2 separate regions of the Homo sapiens genome follow, and region 1 is linked to region 2. The links are chromatin contacts, found by Hi-C or POLR2A ChIA-PET in ENCODE. All regions are on one chromosome and are shown on one strand. The core of a region is the stretch at or near the end of the contact, and the rest is flanking DNA. Distances in the headings are between cores, read along the strand shown. Region 1 holds the start of CYP2U1 (cytochrome P450 family 2 subfamily U member 1). Region 2 holds the start of SGMS2 (sphingomyelin synthase 2).

Region 1 (2,700 bases), core at 173-2,672, 110 kb before region 2:
AGACTGACATCCAGGCCCAAGGTCATAAAGTTATGTAGCGTCAGTTTTGAAAAGTGTAGTGAAGGAAAAGTGCTTGGGCAAGGGACCTGGTTCTAACAAGGGAGGCTACCCTACTTGCAGAGGCTGTGAGAAAAGGCTTCCCCAAGGAAAAGGCATTTAACACCTGACTGATGCGTAGGAGTGACTCAGAAAAGAAGTCAGAGACCTAAGCCAGCCAGTAAGACAAAGGGGGACGGTAGAGACAGGTTAGATTGGACATTTTATTGCAGCAGATAACACGTTTTCCAACCCCCAAAAATGTCCAATTTAGACTCCCATACGCAGGAATCAGAGGCTATGAACCAAAGCCGGAGATTTGGTAATAGGCTTCTTCTGTGTTTTCTGGACTTTTTATCTTATTGGAAATTATCTTCTTAAATTCTTACATTCGAAACCCACAAGGTAAAAAGAATATCCTTCCCTCTTTCTAACATGGGGGCCAAAGTTTCTCTCCGAGGTCACAGCTGGTGGAAGGGAAGGCTACTTTTGGAAAGATGGAACCTGGCTTGCCACCTTGTCCTTCCGCCATCCCTATTACTCTCCCTCAATCTCCGGATGACTTTTCTACTTATGATCTTGGAGTATGAGCAAGTCACGCGTCCGTCACTACTTGATGGGATCTTAAAGGCATCAGAAAGGAGAAGCGCCGCCACCACCATCACCTGTTAGTTCAGGATGCAGGTGTGAGGCAGCCTGGGGGCGCGGGCGGCCGGAAGGGGCACAGGAACTGCAGCCCCCACGCACCTGGAGACTCATCCGCGGCATCCGCGTACCCACAGCCCACGACCTCCCGCTCACCCTTCTCCTTGGTCACGATGGAGATGAGCGGCACCCGCGGGCGGTCGCTGAAGACCTCGGCCTGCTGCACCAGCGCCTCGCGCACGCTGTGGAAGTCGCTGAGGACCACCACCAGGTAGTGGCCGATAAAGAAGCTGAAGATGCTGCCGTACACGCGGGCTAGGTGAGCCAGGAGCACCTGCGGGCCTATGACCGAGGGATCAATCCCTGCGGCCCTGGTCCTGCTGCTCAGCCAGCTCCGCCGCCGGAGGAAGGGAGGCAGCAGCACGTGACCGAAGTTGCCCACCAGAGGCCAGGGCGTGGGCCCGGGCGGGATGCCCCGCGCCCGGCGCCTCCGCAGCCAGCTCCAGCCCAGCAGCGCTACGAGGCCGCATAGCAGCAGCGCGCCCCCGCTGGGGTCCAGCCGCAGCAGCCCCAGAGGCGCACGCAGGAGGCGCGCGGGCCAGGGCGGGTCCTCGGCCGGCGGCTGCGACGGCCCCGGAGACGACATGGTCCGGGCGCCGGCGGCCTCGGGTTCCCCTTGCTGCCTGGAGGAGACGCGCACGCAGCTGCCTGACCCGCGGCGCCAGTGTCCTGCTCTGCTCTGGAAGGTCGGGGGCGGGCAGGGGGTGTAGGAACGCCCCCGGATTGGCTGCGCCGCGCGCATTCTCCCCGCCGCCGCCACTCAGCGACGCCTGGGCGGAACCTGGAGGCGCGCCGGCTGCCTGGCGGAGGGGGTTGGCGGGCTAGCAGGCGGGGGACCTGAAGTTTGCCCCGAAGTCCGGTTACGACCCTTTGCAGGGTCGGGCTTGGCGGTGACTGTCCCTGAAACTGGGATGCTGGCAACACAACCTTGCGCTCTGATTGGCTGTTGGTTTCCCTTGTGTCATTCGTTTGTCATTATCACTCGTTTGTCAGTTGACAAACACAAACGCATGGTTATGAAGTGCATAAACCGTGTTAGGATCTGTACTGAGTGTGGGAAACTGGTGAACAGGCCCGTGAGATGGGTCGGCCTTAGCACCTGTGCCCTGAGCTGGGAGAATGGGGTCAACGCCCTATTCCTGCATGCTTCGGTGTAGTAGTGAAAAGACGGGGTTCCTTATCTAAACTGGGATTCGCAGCACCCTTTCCTCCACGCAGAGACAGCAGGATGCTGGGAAGCCGTGGAATGCAGAATCTGTGGGTGTCGGCTTGGCAGCCAACTCTGCGGAAGGGATGATGGCGGGAGTGGGGGGAGCGAGGGGCGGGCAGCGAGGCACGAGGAGTCACGTTCTGAGAGCTTGCCCTGGGCTAGAAAACTTATGCGGAGAGCGAAAGCTGTGTCCATTCCTGCGTGTGGCCTGGGTGCATTAGAAAATGTACTTAAATCCAGAAATAGCGAAACCAGAATTTGCTTGGTGGATTTAAGTAGCTAGAAATATGAAAAGAAGATAACCGGTTGAGGGAGGGGTGGCAATATTATTATTGGTGTTAGACAACACTTGAAAGGCTGAGGTTGAAATATTAGATATGAATTGTATAATACTTTAAAAACAAAGTATTACTTTATTTTATCTTCTCAGATAATGGCTTTCCTGATAAGGGCTTCCCTTTCAGTCTTGTTTAGGCCAAATCCTGTAGTTTCTGTTCAAGTTGGATTGAGCATAGAATTGTCTGTACTGGGCCATTTTTCTAGCCGTTTCATTTTTCTCCATACATTAAAAGTTTGAACACCACGCTGTACCTATAAAAATGTGATCAAAGAAAGCATAGTGAGTCCTCAAATAAATACATGATCCATTTTATTTTTCTATAAACAAGTGATGCCAGTAGGATATGTTAAATTTCAAGTCCACTCTGTTCTCATATTCTTTTTGACATGCTTTTCATGTTATTTTAAGC
Region 2 (2,700 bases), core at 3-2,502:
GCGCTTTAATCCTCATTATTATCCTCATTATTAATCCTTATTTAATCCACCTTATTATCTGAAGTAGCTATAATCCCATTTTACTGGTTCAGAATGTTTAATGTGCCTGAGCACCCACCGTTAATAGAGGAGACTGGTAATGAAACCAAGGATTTGAAAAGTTAGGTACAGATTGAAAACCCACGCCGAATCCAGTGACACTAAACAGTTGAATCTCTTCAAAATATAACACACATGTCAAAATGATTTTAAGGTCATTTCAGAGCAGGCAAGACTTGAAATAGAGGACCGGCAACATTAATAAATAAAAAAGACTACAGGACATAACATTTTGAGTTGGTTTCAAGCCGTGGATAATTAATGATTATCCATACCTCTGGATGGATGTTGACAGGGGTTCCCCGCCCCTTATTTTCGCTGAGAAACCAAGTCTTCCCTTCCGTAAAGGGAGCAGCTCTGGAATGCCACACGTTGAAGGGTTTCGGTGTGGGCTGCCCAGAGCTGGGCTGTTACTGTTCACACATCATCAGTAAGTGCCTCTCAAAAAAAAAAAAAAAAAAAAAGAGAAAGAAAAGAAAAACCACACACACAAACACACACACACAGTCCCTCCTCCACCAACTGAACTTCAGCCCTGACCTCCGGAGTGGTTCTGGACAATCTGGGGTTTAACCTGTGCCCTTCCAACGCCAGGACCGGGGTACCCGAAATGGGTTGCAAATGAATGAGATGACTGCTCAGAGGAAGGAGACTAAGGCACACATCTCTCCTCCAGACCACAAAATCGAGGAAGCATGCCCTGGGCGGGGAGGGTGGGGGCCGGATTAGAGCCACGTCCCCGCTTCGCAATCCACCTTTCCCCTCCCGCGCTTCGGAGGACTCTCCGCTCCCCAGCCCATCCTCCTCCTGGCCCCTCCGCGCGCTCCTTACCCGCTGGTGGCCAGGGCTCCAGACACTCCCAGCTGAAGGCACTTGCTCCCGGGAAGGGGATTTGCCAGGGGATGGAGCCCGCTGCCGCAGCCGCCGCGACCAGCCCCGGGCGTCACCACCCTCGGGCCGAAGCCGCTAGAAAGTTTGCTCGGGGTCTCGCCCTCCCACGCCGCGGCCTGACTAGGGGAAGCAGCTCTCCGGGTCCCTCCCGCGGCCGCCGCCCCCGAGGCCGCACTCGGCGGCGCTGCAGCACCGGCCAGGCTCCGTGCGCGCCGAGGGCTGGGTCTCCCCGCCCCACTCGGCCCACGGCGCGGCGCTCAGTGTTGACCGCGGCCCCGCGCCCGCTCTCCCCGCCCGCCGCGCGCGGCCCGCTCCCTGCGCCCTGCGCCCAGCGCGCTCTTGACATCATTCATTCTCTCACACCCTCGCCCGCCCACTCCATTTCCAAACAGTGACTCACCCGTCGGCCCGGTGGCAGCAGTGCCCGTTCCTGCTGCCGTGGCTCTCCTGGCGCAGAGTGGAGCTCGAAAAACCTGCGCGACTTCTTAAGAAGAAAATCCCAGCCGACTCTCCCCTCGCGGCTGTTTAAGGTGCAGAGAAGGAGGGGCTTGGCAGGCAGGGCAGTTTGGCTCCCGGCCGAAAGGCTGAGGGCCTGGAGCTGACCTCCCTGAGCGGCAACAGAGATCAATCTGGGAAAGTTCTTTGGGTGCCACTCCCAGCAACTTTCAGGGGTGGGGCTGGAACGGGATCCCCCACCCCCGCACCCGGCCTGTTTCGGAAACTGCTTCCTGACGGCGTGTGAGTGGGCTTGGGAGCGCCAGCGTTGATTCAGAGGGTTTATCGGTGTTGACCGGGCCTAGGTCAAAGAGGTGGGTTTCCAAACCTCACAGCGTTGCCTGGCAAGGTTAGTCATCAGTCCGCATGGTATGAGCTGGAAGGTTGCTCCAAGCTAATGAGGTGGCAGCACTGTCCCTTTCGTGCCTAACCATCGTGTCATTTGTCCTGTTAATTGATTTACTTCTCACTTAAGGAATCGTAACCAAAATAAACAGTGTAAGTAGTTATTTGCTTAACTGAATACTGCGCTTTTCCGCAGCTTTTGGGGCCCAAGGCAGCCGTGTGGTTTCTTCGAAGGCCTCAGTAGTTTTTTAAAAGGGGGATTGCTGTCTTTAAAATGGTAATGGTTCTACATTGTCCTGGAGTTGCTATTCATACACCTGCTGGGCAGTTTTCAAAGTAAACGATGGCAGCCTCAAGGACTCTAACTAGGAATGACCAATCCGAGGGAATGTGGCTAAATCTTTCTTGACATAAGTTTTACATTAATGTCTCCTTCTGGACAAGATAATTATGTTTAGGATTTGCGCTGGTTTATGGGTGCTTCCATATAATCAACAAAAATAATGACGGGAATCTTTGGGTTTCTAGTGCAGATATCATGTGGGTCAACAGTCATTTGTGGCTATTAAAGATGATGGTAACAGAAAAGAATATACAAGGCAGGCAATCCCCAAACTCGCAACTTCAAGATGTCGTCACAGTACAGGCAACCAAAGAAAATGGACAAATGGGATCATATTAAGCTAAAAAGCTTCTGCACAGCAAAGGAAACAAACTGAAGAGACAACCCACAGAATGGGAACTATCCATCTGACAAGGGATTAATAACCAGAATATATGAGGAGCTCCAACAACTCTATAGGAAAAAAAAATCTAATAGTCCGAGTAATAAATGGGCAAAAGATTTGAATAGACATTTCTCAAAAGAAG

The links. Hi-C counts contacts between places; a loop is a spot of excess contacts on that map. ChIA-PET counts read pairs that join two places held with the same protein, here RNA polymerase II (POLR2A). Pooled maps may share reads with other maps.
Region 1: a map of endothelial cell of umbilical vein shows a loop between it and region 2 (8-fold over the local background). The contact joins the promoter of CYP2U1 here to the promoter of SGMS2 in region 2. A Hi-C loop is called at or near these places in 5 of 168 maps with a recorded cell type or tissue (ascending aorta, chondrocyte, endothelial cell of umbilical vein and 2 more) and 10 of 50 pooled maps. POLR2A ChIA-PET finds 5 or more read pairs at or near these places in 2 of 52 experiments (MCF 10A and endothelial cell of umbilical vein).

What each region holds. Positions count from the first base shown.
Region 1 is chr4:107,930,271-107,932,970 of GRCh38, reverse strand. CYP2U1 (cytochrome P450 family 2 subfamily U member 1) reads right to left here and starts at 1,422. Exons shown (of 5, transcript NM_183075.3): 1 at 838-1,422. The coding sequence starts at 1,327. It overlaps CYP2U1-AS1 (CYP2U1 and SGMS2 antisense RNA 1), which reads left to right and starts at 852. Exons shown (of 7, transcript NR_125929.1): 1 at 852-1,000. The region is part of intron 1 of LOC107986298 (a long non-coding RNA gene); the gene reads left to right. LOC124900751 (a long non-coding RNA gene) reads left to right here and starts at 1,386. Exons shown (of 2, transcript XR_007058221.1): 1 at 1,386-1,998. RefSeq lists enhancers at 685-754, 815-884, 1,545-2,052 and a silencer at 1,095-1,684.
Region 2 is chr4:107,823,484-107,826,183 of GRCh38, reverse strand. It overlaps SGMS2 (sphingomyelin synthase 2), which reads right to left and starts at 1,252. Exons shown (of 7, transcript NM_001375905.1): 1 at 931-1,252.